2 separate regions of the Homo sapiens genome follow, and region 2 is linked to region 1. A link is an interaction called in ENCODE POLR2A ChIA-PET data of the cell type or tissue named here. Cell type or tissue: MCF 10A. All regions are shown on one strand. Each heading gives the region's core, and the rest is flanking DNA. Links, peaks and the distances in the headings are about the cores only. Region 1 overlaps LOC124904443 (a long non-coding RNA gene). Region 2 has its middle 7.4 kb from the start of NR1I3.

What was found. Peaks named below come from ENCODE experiments on the same cell type or tissue, not always from the same donor. Only the 100,000 strongest peaks of a DNase experiment are listed, where the experiment ranks them.
Region 2: POLR2A ChIA-PET joins it to region 1 with 7 read pairs; 10 of 35 experiments call an interaction of 5 or more read pairs at or near these places.

The regions. Positions count from the first base shown.
Region 1 is chr1:161,386,799-161,393,176 of GRCh38, forward strand. LOC124904443 (a long non-coding RNA gene) reads left to right here. Exons shown (of 2, transcript XR_007066693.1): 2 at 1-709. Among named protein-coding and RNA genes, the nearest start is that of TRV-CAC1-1, 9.8 kb to the right of the region's middle. RefSeq lists an enhancer at 2,884-3,083 and a silencer at 3,264-3,483. In MCF 10A, for the core only: no CTCF peak of the experiment used is centred there; a DNase peak (open chromatin) is centred at 3,183.
Region 2 is chr1:161,242,421-161,248,798 of GRCh38, forward strand. No RefSeq gene overlaps it. Among named protein-coding and RNA genes, the nearest start is that of NR1I3, 7.4 kb to the left of the region's middle. In MCF 10A, for the core only: no CTCF peak of the experiment used is centred there; no DNase peak of the experiment used is centred there.

The DNA.
Region 1 (6,378 bases), core at 389-5,388:
CAAGAAGGTGAATGAATGAATAAGGCAACTGTAAAATTGCAATCAATCAAATTATTTATTTTGCTCCACATTTACCCCATAAATACTTGCCCCTGATGATTTGTCATGAGAAAATTAAACTTCTTTTGGTTTGGTATTTCCCAATTCATTAATTGCTTCCTATTCAAATGAACTCTATTTTTTTTTTTTTTGAGATGGAGTCTCGCACTGTCACCTGGGCTGGAGTGCAGTGGTGCGATCTCGGCTCACTGCAACCTCTGCCTCCCCAGTCACACATTTCTCCTGCCTCAGCCTCCCAAGTAGCTGGGATTACAGGCGCGTGCCACCACGCCTGGCTAATTTTTTGTATTTTTAGTAGAGACGGGGTTTCATTATGTTGGCCAGACTGGTCTCAAATCCTGACCTCGTGATCCACCCGACTCGGCCTCCCAAAGTGCTGGGATTACAGGCATGAGCCACAGCACCCGGCTGGTCAAATGAGCTCTTAAAATTTTTTTTTTGTGCCTTAGTTTACCTTTTACATATGTGAATGAGCAACTCCAAATGATTCCAGCCCCAAGCTTTTAAGTCATCTCAGGCTTCCAAGTCTTCTCAGCTGAAGTCTCAGTGATTCTGAAGCAGAGACAAGTCATCCCCACTATACCCTTTCCGAATTCTTGACCCACAGAATCCATGACATAATAAACTGGTTGCTGTTTTGTACCAGTAAGTTTGGAGTGGTTTGTTACACACCAATAGGTAATTGGAACACTCCCTTATCTTCCCCGAGGTAGCATCTTGGTGAAGGTGGAGCAACCAATGACCTAGAGGTAGCAGAAAACGGAGGCAACCTCAGGTCCCTGTGGCTGGACTCTGGCACCCTAATGCTCTCCGATGTGTTGGACTGGCCTTGTCCCTGGGTACCCTGTGCTGAGCAAGGTGCAGCTTTTTTCTGCTGGGCCTTTTGGAGTATCATCCTAACATGAACTTCTCAAGTCCGTGGTCTCATACCATTCTATTTGCCTCTAGTTGCCAAGTCCCTGCCCAGTGGGCTTCCTTGTCTTATTCCCAGACTTCTACAAAAGACATTTATTCTTGTCTATGTATCTTCCCTTAGAAGGAGATGGGAGTCAAATCTGTTCAAAATCCATTCCTCTCTCCATACCCCCAACTCCTGATAGGGCTGGGTGAAGTTCTCACCACCTACTCCTAAGGGTTTTTATTTATTTATTTATATTTATATTTATATTTTTTTTGAGACAGAGTGTCGCACCCAGGTTGGAGTACAGTGGTGTGATATCGGCTCACTGCCAGCTCCGCCTCCCCTCCCGGGTTCATGCCATTCTCCTGGCTCAGCCTCCCGAATAGCTGGGACTACAGGCGAACGCCACCATGCCTAGCTAATTTTTAATATTTTTAGTAGATACGGGGTTTCACCGTGTTAGCCGGGATGGTCTCGATCTCCTGACCTCGTGATCCGCCCGCCTCGGCTTCCCAAAGTGCTGGGATTACAGGCGTGAGCCACGGTGCCCGGCCTCCTAAGGGTTTTAAAATCCATTCCTGGCCGGGCGCGGTGCTCAGGCCTGTAATCCTAGCACTTTCAGAGGCCCAGGTGAGCGGATCATGAGGTCAGGAGTTCGAGACCAGCCTGACCAACATGGTGAAACCCGTCTCTACCAAAAATACAAAAATTAGCCGGGTGTGGTGGCGTGCGCCTGTAATCCCAGCTACTCTGGAAGCTGAGGCAGGAGAATCTCTTGAACCCGGGAGGGGAGGCGGAGGTTGCAGTGAGCCGAGATAGCACCACTGCACTCCAGCCTGGGCGACAGAGCCAGACTCCGTCTCAAAAATAAAATAAAAATAAATAAATAAAATCCTTTCCCTCAGGAGCAGGAGGCTTAGATTCCTTCCAGCACTGGCCTTGCCTTCAGGGTTTCACTGGTATATTTGGGGAGTGTTCTGCAAGGGGTGTAAAAGTGAGCAGCTGCATTTGTTCAAGGCAGCAGGAAGTACTGCTGGGACCCCAAACCCAGCCTCCTGCAGTTTCCTCACTGCCTCACCTTGTGGCCAGAAGAAGCTAGGCAATCCACCCCTTCCATGGTAGGGCCGGGGCTCATGTTCCTTTATTTGGTTCGAACCTCAGTTTACCTCTCCAAGGACTCCAAGATAAAAGCACATTCTTTGTAGGACTGGTTTCAAGTGATGCACCAGTGTAAAAAGGGATTTGCGGGCAATCAGTATAAATGATTTGGGTTTGGATTTAGCTCCGTCACTTAATATAAGGGGATCTTGGGCATGTCTCTACAATTTTATTTCTTCATCTGTAATATCTTGATAATGGTTACTTCATAAGATTATTAAAAGGATTAGATGACACTGTAAATTACTTAGCCTTACAGAAAGTAAATGTAAAGCAGGCCACGCACGGTGGTGGCTCACGCCTTAATTCCAGCACTTTGGGAGGCCGAGGCGGGTGGATCACCTGAGGTCGGGAGTTCCAGACCAGCCTGACCAACACGGAGAAACCCCCATCTCTACTAAAAATACAAAATTAGCTGGGCGTGGTGGCACATGCCTGAAATCCCAGCTACTCGGGAGGCTGAGCCAGGAGAATCGCTTGCACCTGGGAGGCGGAGGTTGCAGTGAGCGGAGATCGCGCCATTGCACTCCAGGCTGGGCAACAAGAGCCAAGAGCCAAACTCCGTCTCAAAAAAAAAAGTAAATGTAAAGCAAAAGTTAGTTACGATTAGAAAAATGCATATTAACAAATTAAAGACTCCGCAAGCTATTTAATTAAAGAGAATTGCTTAATTCTGTCGGACCCCAAATTTTCCTGCTTGACAAATTCACAGAACCCTTTCAAACGAAACACCAATAATTAGGATTAGGGTGGAGACGGAGGAGCTGGAGTGAACGGGACTTGGCTGGAACACGTCCACGCACGAGTATGAGGTGAGGTATGCAGGTCAATGGGAACGCCACTCCCCTCGGGAAGGACACGGCACAGTCTTTTCGTCCTCCTGGGGCTGAACCCGGGACGTCAACACGAGGCTAACGGGACAGCTGTTTCTCCGCTCCCTCGTCACAGCCCGCGCGTGCTCCGCTCCGCTTCCCTTCAACCGACGTATTGCCAGTACCGTCTCCGTCTTGTCCAGCCCCCGCTGTCGGGAACTGAGAGCACCCTTTCCCAGACTTCCGGTCTTGACTCATTGCTGACGGGAAAGCTCCGGACCTCTGCGAGCCGTGGGGCGGGGCGCGGCGAGAGGAGGGGCGGGGCTCACGAGTGACGAAGGGCAGAAGGGCGGGGCGGGACGAGAGGAGGGGAGGGGCGAGCGGAGGGGAGGGACGAGAGGAGGGGCGGGACGAGAGGGGGGCGGGACGAGAGGAGGGGCGGGGCTCACGAGTGACGCAGGGCAGAAGGGCGGGGCGCAAGAGAGACTGAGAGCACTACGCGGGTGAGAGGAGGGGCGGGGCGTGGGAGTGACGGGGCGTGGGAGTGACTGGGCGCGGAGAGGCCGGAGCCGGAGGCGAGGCGAGGCGTGAGAGTGAATGAGGGAGGAGGGCTGTGAGGGGCTGGAGCGCCCCTGGGTGTCCTTGAGATTGCGGGAAATTCGGGTCACTTTTTCCCCAGGCCTCAGGCCTGCCGCGTCGAATTTGGGGTCTTCGCTAGGCCTGCAAGGTTGGCCGACGTTCAGGATCGGTGCCCAGGAGATGGGCTGCCTTCTCTGGGGCTGGGCAAGGGACTCTGCCTGGCAGCGCGCCTGGACCGGGGCGGGAGCACAGGGCTGGATGCGGGGCACCTCGGCGTGATTCGCGGCGGCAAGTCTCTTTTGCATCCCTACCCTGAGTTCCCCCATTCTCTTTCCCCGAAGCAACCACTGTTAGGGTTTTTGCGTGCCCTTCCTAGATGATCTCCAGTCGTCCCTCGGTATCCGCAGGCAGATTAGCTCCAGGACAGCAAGCACCCCATACTAAAATCTGCGGATGCTGAAGTCCCTCCTATAAAATGGCATAGTATTTACCTACAACTACGCACATCCTCCCACACACTTTAAATCAGCTATGGATTACTTGTAATACCTAATACAATGTAGTTATACTGTGTTGTTTGTATTTGCATTATTTTTATTGTTATTTTTCCTAATATTTTGGGAACCCGCTCGTGTGGGAGGTTCCCATACATGTATATATATTAATATGCATAAATATATTTCCTCCATTTTCCCCTTACTCAAAAACCCCACACTACACACTACTCTTCACCCATCTTTTCAGTTAGCAGTAAGTCTTGAATCTGTCCAAGAGCAGGATGACATGCAAAATGAGTGATTTAAAACTCTTTCTACAGCTGGGCTTTAAAGTACTTCCAGCTTTTTACTACTGTTTTGGCAGAGGGCTCACCTATGGGAATTAAAAGATGAATTTCCAGCCTGGGCATATAATAAGACTTGTCACTACAAAATAAAATAAAATTAGCTGGGTGTGGTGGCAGTCGCCTGTGGTCGCAGCTACTCAGGAGGCTGAGGTGGGAGAATCCCTTGAGCCTGGAACGTCGAGGCTGCAGGTTCAAGTGATTCTCCTGCCTCAGCCTCCCTAGTAGCTGGGATTACAGTGTGCACCACTACGCCTGGCTAATTTTTGTATGTTTAGTAGAGACAGGGTTTCACCATGTTGGCCAGGCTGTTCTCAGACTCCTGACCTCAGGTGATCTGCCGGCCTCGGCCTCCCAAAGTGCTGGGATTACAGGCTTGAGCCACTGTGCCTGGCCCGAAGTGGGGAGTTTTTATGCAGCTGGAGAGTAAAGGAGGGGGAGTTTCAGAGACCTGAGGGGAAAAGTCTATGTTTCTTCAGTCTCCGATAATGCCTTGAACAACCAGACTTCTGGGCATCAGCAATTGGACATAACATCCTTAAAGTAATTCATCCGAATCTTCTGCTTTTTTTTTTTTTTTTTTTTGAGACAGGGTCTCACTCTATTGCCCAGGCTGGACTGCAGTGACATGATCTCAGCTCACTGTAACCTCCGTCTCCCAGGTTCAAGCGATTCTGCCACCTCAGCCTCCTGAATAACTGGGACTACAGGCACGTATCACCCAGCTAATTTTTGTTTTTTGTTTTTTTTTGGTAGAGATGATGTTTCACTATGTTGGCCAAGGTTGTCTCGAACTCATGACCTCAAGTAATCTGCCTGCCTCCGCCTCCCGAAGTGCTGGGATTACAGGCATGAGCCACTATGCCTGTTCCTTCTGCAATTTTTTTTTCAAGACCCTGAAGTTATATTCTTTTGCTTGACAAAGAAAACAGTACATCAGCAGTTTATAATTATATTATAGAAGGAATATTGGGCAAAACACAAGTGCAAGCAAGCAAGGGCCTGATCAGAATTTTCATCCTTTCAGTCACTAAAAATGCTGGTGTGGTAAAATCTCAAGGGGTCCCATTATAAAATGTACCTTAGAAATTCCATGGGATGCCATGGTCTTGTTTGTTTTCATAAATAAGGCCTGTCTATCTGCCGCTGGATTTCCCTCTTGTATCCTAGCAAGGATCAGACTTTGTTTTTTGTGTATATTTTTTGATATGGAGTTTCACTCTGTCACCCATGGATGGAATGCAGTGCCGCAATCATAGCTCACAGCAGCTTCAAACTCCTGGGCTCAAGTGATCCTCCCATTTCATTCTCCCAAGTCTTTGGGACTACAGGTGTGCCCCAGTGCACCTGGCTAGGATCAGACTTCAGAAGATCCTGGCCCGACTGGGTGGCACAGGCCCATCACTCTTACTATTTCACTGTGCTCTCCGTAAAGTCCTGAAATATTCTGACCAACAGGGATGGACTCTTTTCAAGATCCACAGAGCTCCGAGGAATTTGTCCTATCCTTTTCTTCCCCTACTGCCTCATGTTGCTGGTGTCTGCTTATAAAGGAGCTAATGGAATGGGTAAACTAGGAGTGCTAGAGTGGTTGGTCTGAGACAAGGGTGAGGGGAAGGAATCAACCACTTTGGGATCAGAACAGAGGAGAAAGCAGGGCCACCACGGGAACTGTAGTTATTCCTTTCTTGCTGCTCTTTGGCTGTAGTTTCCCTCTCCCATACCATCAAGAAGCCCCAGTGAAACCACATGTACCACATTTATATTTCTTGCTCTGAGATCCATTCCCTGCCCTAACTCTCCCTGTTGTACTTGCAGGGAAATGCATTTCCCCAGGATCCCATCATGCAAAGTGAAAGCCAAAATCCTTGCTGTGTTCCACAAGACCCTTCACCTCCTCCTAGCTTACTCTGATCTGGCTACACTGGTTTTTGCTGTTTCTGGGACACAACAGCTTGCTGCTGCCACAGAACCTTTGCACTTTGTAGCCCCTCAGCCTGGAAGCTTGTCCTCTAGATAGTCTACAT
Region 2 (6,378 bases), core at 379-5,378, 140 kb before region 1:
TATTCATTCTCTTACCTTCTTCGTTTCCTTCCCCTTTTACTGCTGTCTTCTCCCAGATACAAAACCAGAAACTGGTGAGTCACCTAGTCTCCTTTCTCTCCCTCACTCCCTATAAATGACCAAATGCCATGACCTGTCATTCCTATCTTCTGACCTCTACATGCCCACTACCTCTTAGCTGAGTTTAGGCCCTCATCATTTTTCACTTACTGCTGCAGTAGACTATTCAATTATTCTCCCTGCTCCCAGCCTCATCTCCTTCCAACCCATCCTCCATGCTGTTGCTATTTCTAAAATGCAAATTTGATCATGTCTCTCCTCTGCTTAAAATTCTTCATTTGCTTTCCATCACCTTCACGATAAAATCCAATCTCTTTAGCATGTCACACAAAGTCCTTTGTGATCTGGCCCCTATTTAATCACTCTGGCCTCATCTATTCTGTCCCCACTTCCCTCCCCTGACCTAGCACATCACACTTTGGCTCTAGATGTGCTTAGGCATTTAGAGTTCCCTGAACAAGCTGTGCTCACTCACCTCTGAACAACTGCCCTTGTTGTTCCCTCTGGTTGGAATCACGTCACACACCCTTACTTTCAAACCCTCCTCCTCGATCCTCCTGATCCTCTTGGTCCTTCAGGCCTGGGTAGAGCAGATCACCTCTGTGAGCCTAATAGATCTACACCTCTGTACACAAATTTGTGACAGCACTTATCACATTGCAGAACAACTGACTGTTTCTTTTTGACTCTATCAATCAACTGTGAGTTGATGAAGTCAAGGGCTGCACCTGTCATTTGGGGATCCTTAGGGTCTTATGTACTCCAAGCATATATAATAAATATTTATGGAATGAATAAATGGACTAGGATACAAATTAAGATCTGATTTCAAACCCGTGCTCTTTTCATGCAACATCATATGCTATTGTTTGTGAATGAGCACACTCATTCATTCAATAAATATGTAATGGGTATCTACTTTGTGCCAGGCATTTTGCTAGCACTATCATCTGAATACATTTCTATTTCCCTTTTAGCTGCTTTCTTTTTTAATTTTTTAATTTTTTTTTTTTTGAGATGGAGTTTTGCTCTTGTTGCCCAGGCTGGGAGTGCCATGCAGTGGCATGATCTCGGCTCACTGCAACCTCTGCCTCTTGGGTTCAAGCAATTCTCCTGCCTCAGCCTCCCAAGTAGCTGGGATTACAGACATGCACCACCACATCTGGCTAATTTTGTATTTTTAGTAGAGACTGGGTTTCACCATGTTGGTCAGGCTGGTCTTGAACTCCTGACCTCAGGTGGGCCACCTGCCTCTGCCTCCCAAGTGCTGGAGTTACAGGTGTGAGCCACCGCACTTGGCCTAGCTGCTGTCTTTCACAGCTCTGTCACCCAGGTTGGAGTGCAGTGTCTTGATCTCGGCTCACTGCAACTTTCTCCTTCTGGGTTCAAGCGATTCTCCTGCCTCAGCCTCCTGAGTAGCTGGGACTACAGGCGCACGCCACCATGCCCGGCTACTTTTTGTATTTTTAGTAGAGATGGGGTTTCACTATATTGGCCAGACTGGTCTTGAACTCCTGACCTCGTGGTGCACCCACCTCGGCCTCCCAAAATGCTGGGATTACAGGTGTGAGCCACCACGCCCGGCCTTTCATAGCTTTTTTTAAAAAAAATTCTGAGGCCGGGCGCGGTGGCTCACGCCTGTAATCCCAGCACTTTGGGAGGCCGAGGCGGGTGGATCATGAGGTCAGGAGATCGAGACCATCCTGGCTAACAAGGTGAAACCCCGTCTCTACTAAAAATACAAAAAATTAGCCGGGCGCGGTGGCGGGCGCCTGTAGTCCCAGCTACTCGGGAGGCTGAGGCAGGAGAATGGTGTGAACCCGGGAAGCGGAGCTTGCAGTGAGCCGAGATTGCGCCACTGCAGTCCGCAGTCCGGCCTGGGCGACAGAGCGAGACTCCGTCTCAAAAAAAAAAAAAAAAAAAAAAAAAAATTCTGAGACATGATGGGCGTGGTGGCTCATGCCCACTCCGGGAGGCGAGGCAGGTGGATCACTTGAGTTCGAAACCAGCCTGGCCAACATGGTGAAACCCCGTCTCTACTGAAAATACAAAAAATAGCCAGGTGTGGTGGTGGTGCCTATAACCCCGGCTACTCAGGAGGCTGAGGCTTGGGAATGCCTTGAACCTGGGAGGCGGAGGTTGCAGGGAACCGAGATCGTGCCATTGCGCTCCAGCCTGGGTGACAGAGGGAGACTTTGTCTCAAAATATATAATTAATTAATTAAAAAATAAAACAAAATAAAATAAAATAAACTCGGAGACAGGCCTTGTTCTGTTGCCCAGACAGGAGTGCAGTGGTGTGACCACTGCTCACTGTGGCCTCCACTTCCTGGGCTCAAGTGAATGAATTTCCTTCCTTGTCCTCCCAGGTAGCTAGGACTACAGGTGCATGCCACCACACCTGGCTAATTTTGTTTATTTTTTGAAGAAACAGGGTCTCACTATATTGCCCAGAGTGGTCTCGAACTTCTGGGCTCCAGCAATCCTCCTGCCTGGCCAGACTTCCGTTAGTCTTCTAGTCCTATTCGTGACTCCTTTCATACTTCTGAACTGTTCCTACCTGCTGTTCCTACTTGCCATGTTTGCGTTTGCTATCTGGCTGACCTCATTCAGGTATCTACTGAGCCAAATATCCAGTCTGGGCCTGTTGTGTCCTATTTGGCCTCCCAGATTCTGGCACAAACACTTTGAACAGGAAGAGTTCCTTTCTTTTGAGACTTATAATCTGGTTTTAATCTTCTTTCTTTAAATTTACCACCAATCACCTGTGGTCTATTGAATTCAATGGGCTTTCTTTCATGTTTCTCCCAATCAACCAAACTCCCTTCTGCTTTTGACCTCCTAACAACTATTTTCTTTTCTTTGAAACTTATTCTCCCTAACCTCTATGATGTTATGTATTCTTGGTTCTCCATTTCTATTTCTAATAGGTCTTTTTTTCTTTCTTCTCTAATTGATCCTCCTTTTTTCTAGGCCCATGGGTTAGGAAAAACTATGGAAACTATGGGTTTTTTTTGTTCCCAAATGCTCTTTTTTTTTTTTCTTTTCTTCTTTGAGATAGAGTCTTGCTCTGTCACTGAGGCTGGAGTGCCGTGTGCAATCTTGGCTCACTGCAACCTCCACTTCCTGGGCTCAAACAATCCTCGTGCCTCAGCCTCCAGAGTAGCTTGGATTACAGGCGCCTGCCACCACACCTGGCTAATTTTTGTACTTTTAGTAGAGACAGTATTTCGCCCTCTTGGTCAGGCTGGTCTCAAACTCCTGGCCTCAAATGATCCAGCTGCCTTGGCCTCCCAAAGTGTCAGGATTGCAGGTGTGAGCTGCCACGCCTGTGACCTAAAGCTTGATCTTAACCTTCCTACCCTTCTTTCATGTTCTTCCCTAATGCTTAATTTCTACACAAGGCTCTGGTAAAAAGTAAAAATGTCTAATATTTTAACATCACAGTTTACAGAGTTTATATGCTTCATTTCGTTCACCCTCATCTCAGTATGTGAATGTCTCTAAAATCTACAACTCTAGTTCCAGGAAATCTTGCTGTTCTTTTTATTTTTATTTTTTATTTTTTGTACAGACGGGGTCTCACTATGTTGCCCAGGCTGGTCTTGAACTACTGAGCTCAAAATATCCTCCTGCCTTGGCTTCCCAAAGTGCTGGGATTACAGGCATGAGCCACTGTGCCTGGACAAATCTTGCTGTTCTTAATAGTCACTCTTTTTTATTTTTATTTTTTTGAGACAGGGTCTCACTCTGTCACCCAGACTGGAATGCAGTGGTGTGATCATGGCTCAATGCAGCTTCAACTTCCTGAGCTCAAACGATCCTCCTGCCTCAGCCTCCTAAGTAGCTGGGACTATAGGTGCACACTATCACACTCAGCTAATTTTTATTTTTATTTTTTGTAGAGATGGAGTCTCACTGTGTGGCTCAGGTTGAGTAGTCACTTCTAATGCCTCTGCAGATTGCATTTCATTCTGTTCCTTTCTCTGGACTCCCACTGCACTTGCCCAGACTTCTATCAGATAACCTATAACAATATCATGCCTTTGCATTCACATGACTGTCTCTCCCCTACCACACCATAAGCTCTATGTTGTGTAGGTTTTTCTATCCAAACACTCAGCATCTGTCCTGGTCATAATGTGTGCTTAATAGCCAATGAAAGTTTGAAGAATTTTCCCAATTTCCCGATCTTGAATTCCAAAATCACTGTGAATCCTCCTCTAAATCTTTCTAGTCACCAAGTCTTGTAGATTTCTTATGTCACATGTTTCTTGATGCTGTCTCTTCTCTTCTGTTACTGTCACTACGCTCACCCAAGATCCTACACTTTGTACAACTGCAGCGTCCTCATCTTGGCCTTCCTGCTCTTAGTCTTTCTCTTGTCAAATCAGTCCTATGTTTCTTCTGCAAGAATAAACTAAAGGTGCTATTTGTATGAAGGCTAAATTTAAATTCCTTACTCTGATATTCAGGACCCTGCCATATCTCCTGCAATTTCTCCATTCAAAACCTGAGTTTTCTTTCACCATTTTTTTTCTTATTGTCACTCGGATACTGAAGAGACACATCTTTTCCTCTTTCTTCTCTCCCATTCTCCATTTGTTTATATTCTACTCTTCGTTTAAGGCCTAACCCAAATTTCACTTTCCCCAGGAAGTTTTTGATTCTTTTGGTCCCGGCTGATGTCTGTCTTCTTTGACTTATTTATTTACTTATTTATTCATTTATTGAGACAGAGTCTTGCTCTGTCGCCCAGGCTGAAGTGCAGTGGCATGATCTTGGCTCACTGCAACCTCCATCTCCTGGGTTCAAGCGATTCTCATGCCTCAGTCAACCGAGTAGCTAGGACTACAGGCATACGCCACCATGCCTGGCCAATTTTTGTATTTTCAGTAGAGGCAGGGTTTCATCATGTTGGCCAGGCTGGTCTTGAACTTCTGACCTCAAGTGATCTGCCCGCCCTGGCCTTCCAAAGTGCTAGGATTACAGGAGTGAACCACTGCACCCCACCTGTCTTCTTTGACTTATTACATTTTTTTTGGAGACAGAGTCTCTCTCTATCCCCTAGGCTGGAGTGTGGTGGCACGATCTCAGCTCACTACAACCTCTGCCTCCCGGATTCAAGCGATTCCCATGCCTCAGCCTCCTGAGTAGCTGGGATTACAGGCACCCACCACCACCCAGCTAATTTTTGTATTTTTAATAGAGATGGTGTTTCACCATGTTGGCTGGGCTGGTCTTGAACTTCTGACCTCAGGTGATCCACCTGCCTTGGCCTCCCAAAGTGCTGGGATTACAGGTGTGAGCCACCACGCCCAGACTGACTTATTACTATTTATTATTATACAATTAACTGTTGGAGCATACTTGGGCATTTAGTCGCCTGAGGCAGATATTGACAATTTATGACCTACGAGCCCAATCTGGCCTGCTGCCTGTGAGCTAAGAATGGTTTTACATTAATATTAAACATTTTTTAAAGAAGAATATTTTGTAACGCATAAAAATTACGTGAAATTTAGACTTTAGTGTAGATGGAGTCTCACTCTGTTGCCAGGCTGGAGTGCAGTGGCAGGATCTCAGCTCACTGTAACCTCTGCCTCCCTGGTTCAAGCGATTCTCCTGCCTCAGCCTCCCAACTAGCTGGGACTATAGGCCCGTGCCACCACACCCAGCTAATTTTTGTATTTTTAGTAGAGACAGGGTTTCATCAGGATGGTCTCGATCTCCTGACCTCGTGGTCCACCCCCCTTGGCCTCCCAAAGTGTTGGGATTACAGGCGTGAGCCACCATGCCTGGCCGTCTATGTCCTCCTTCAAGCTATAATGGGAGACTTAAGTAGTCTTGACAGATAACATACGTGGCCTGCAAAGCCTAAAATATTTATCATCTGGTTGATACAGAAAAAGCTTACTGATCCCTGATCTCAGATCTTGAATTCTCTTTATAATCTTTTCATAGCTGTTTAAGAACTTTGGAAAGGTCTGCTTCACTAAAGATAATCTTTTGAAGCTAATTAGTGGTTCATTAGAACAGTGGGGGAAGCTGGAGGAGTAGGCTTTATAGAGTGTGTAGGAGCTATCCTAGTTAGAAACTTAGTAACTTAGGCAACTGGATTGCCATTGGAAAGTGAGAGTCAGAGGATCTCAGGTGGATGAGGGAAAAGACGTGATCTTTTTTCCATCTTCTCTTTTTCTTTTTTCTTTTTTTTTGAGACGGAGTCTCACTCTGTCACCCAGGGTGGAGTGCAATGGCGTGATCTCTGCTCACTGCAACCTCCACCTCCCAGGTTCAAGCAATTCTTCTGCCTCAGCC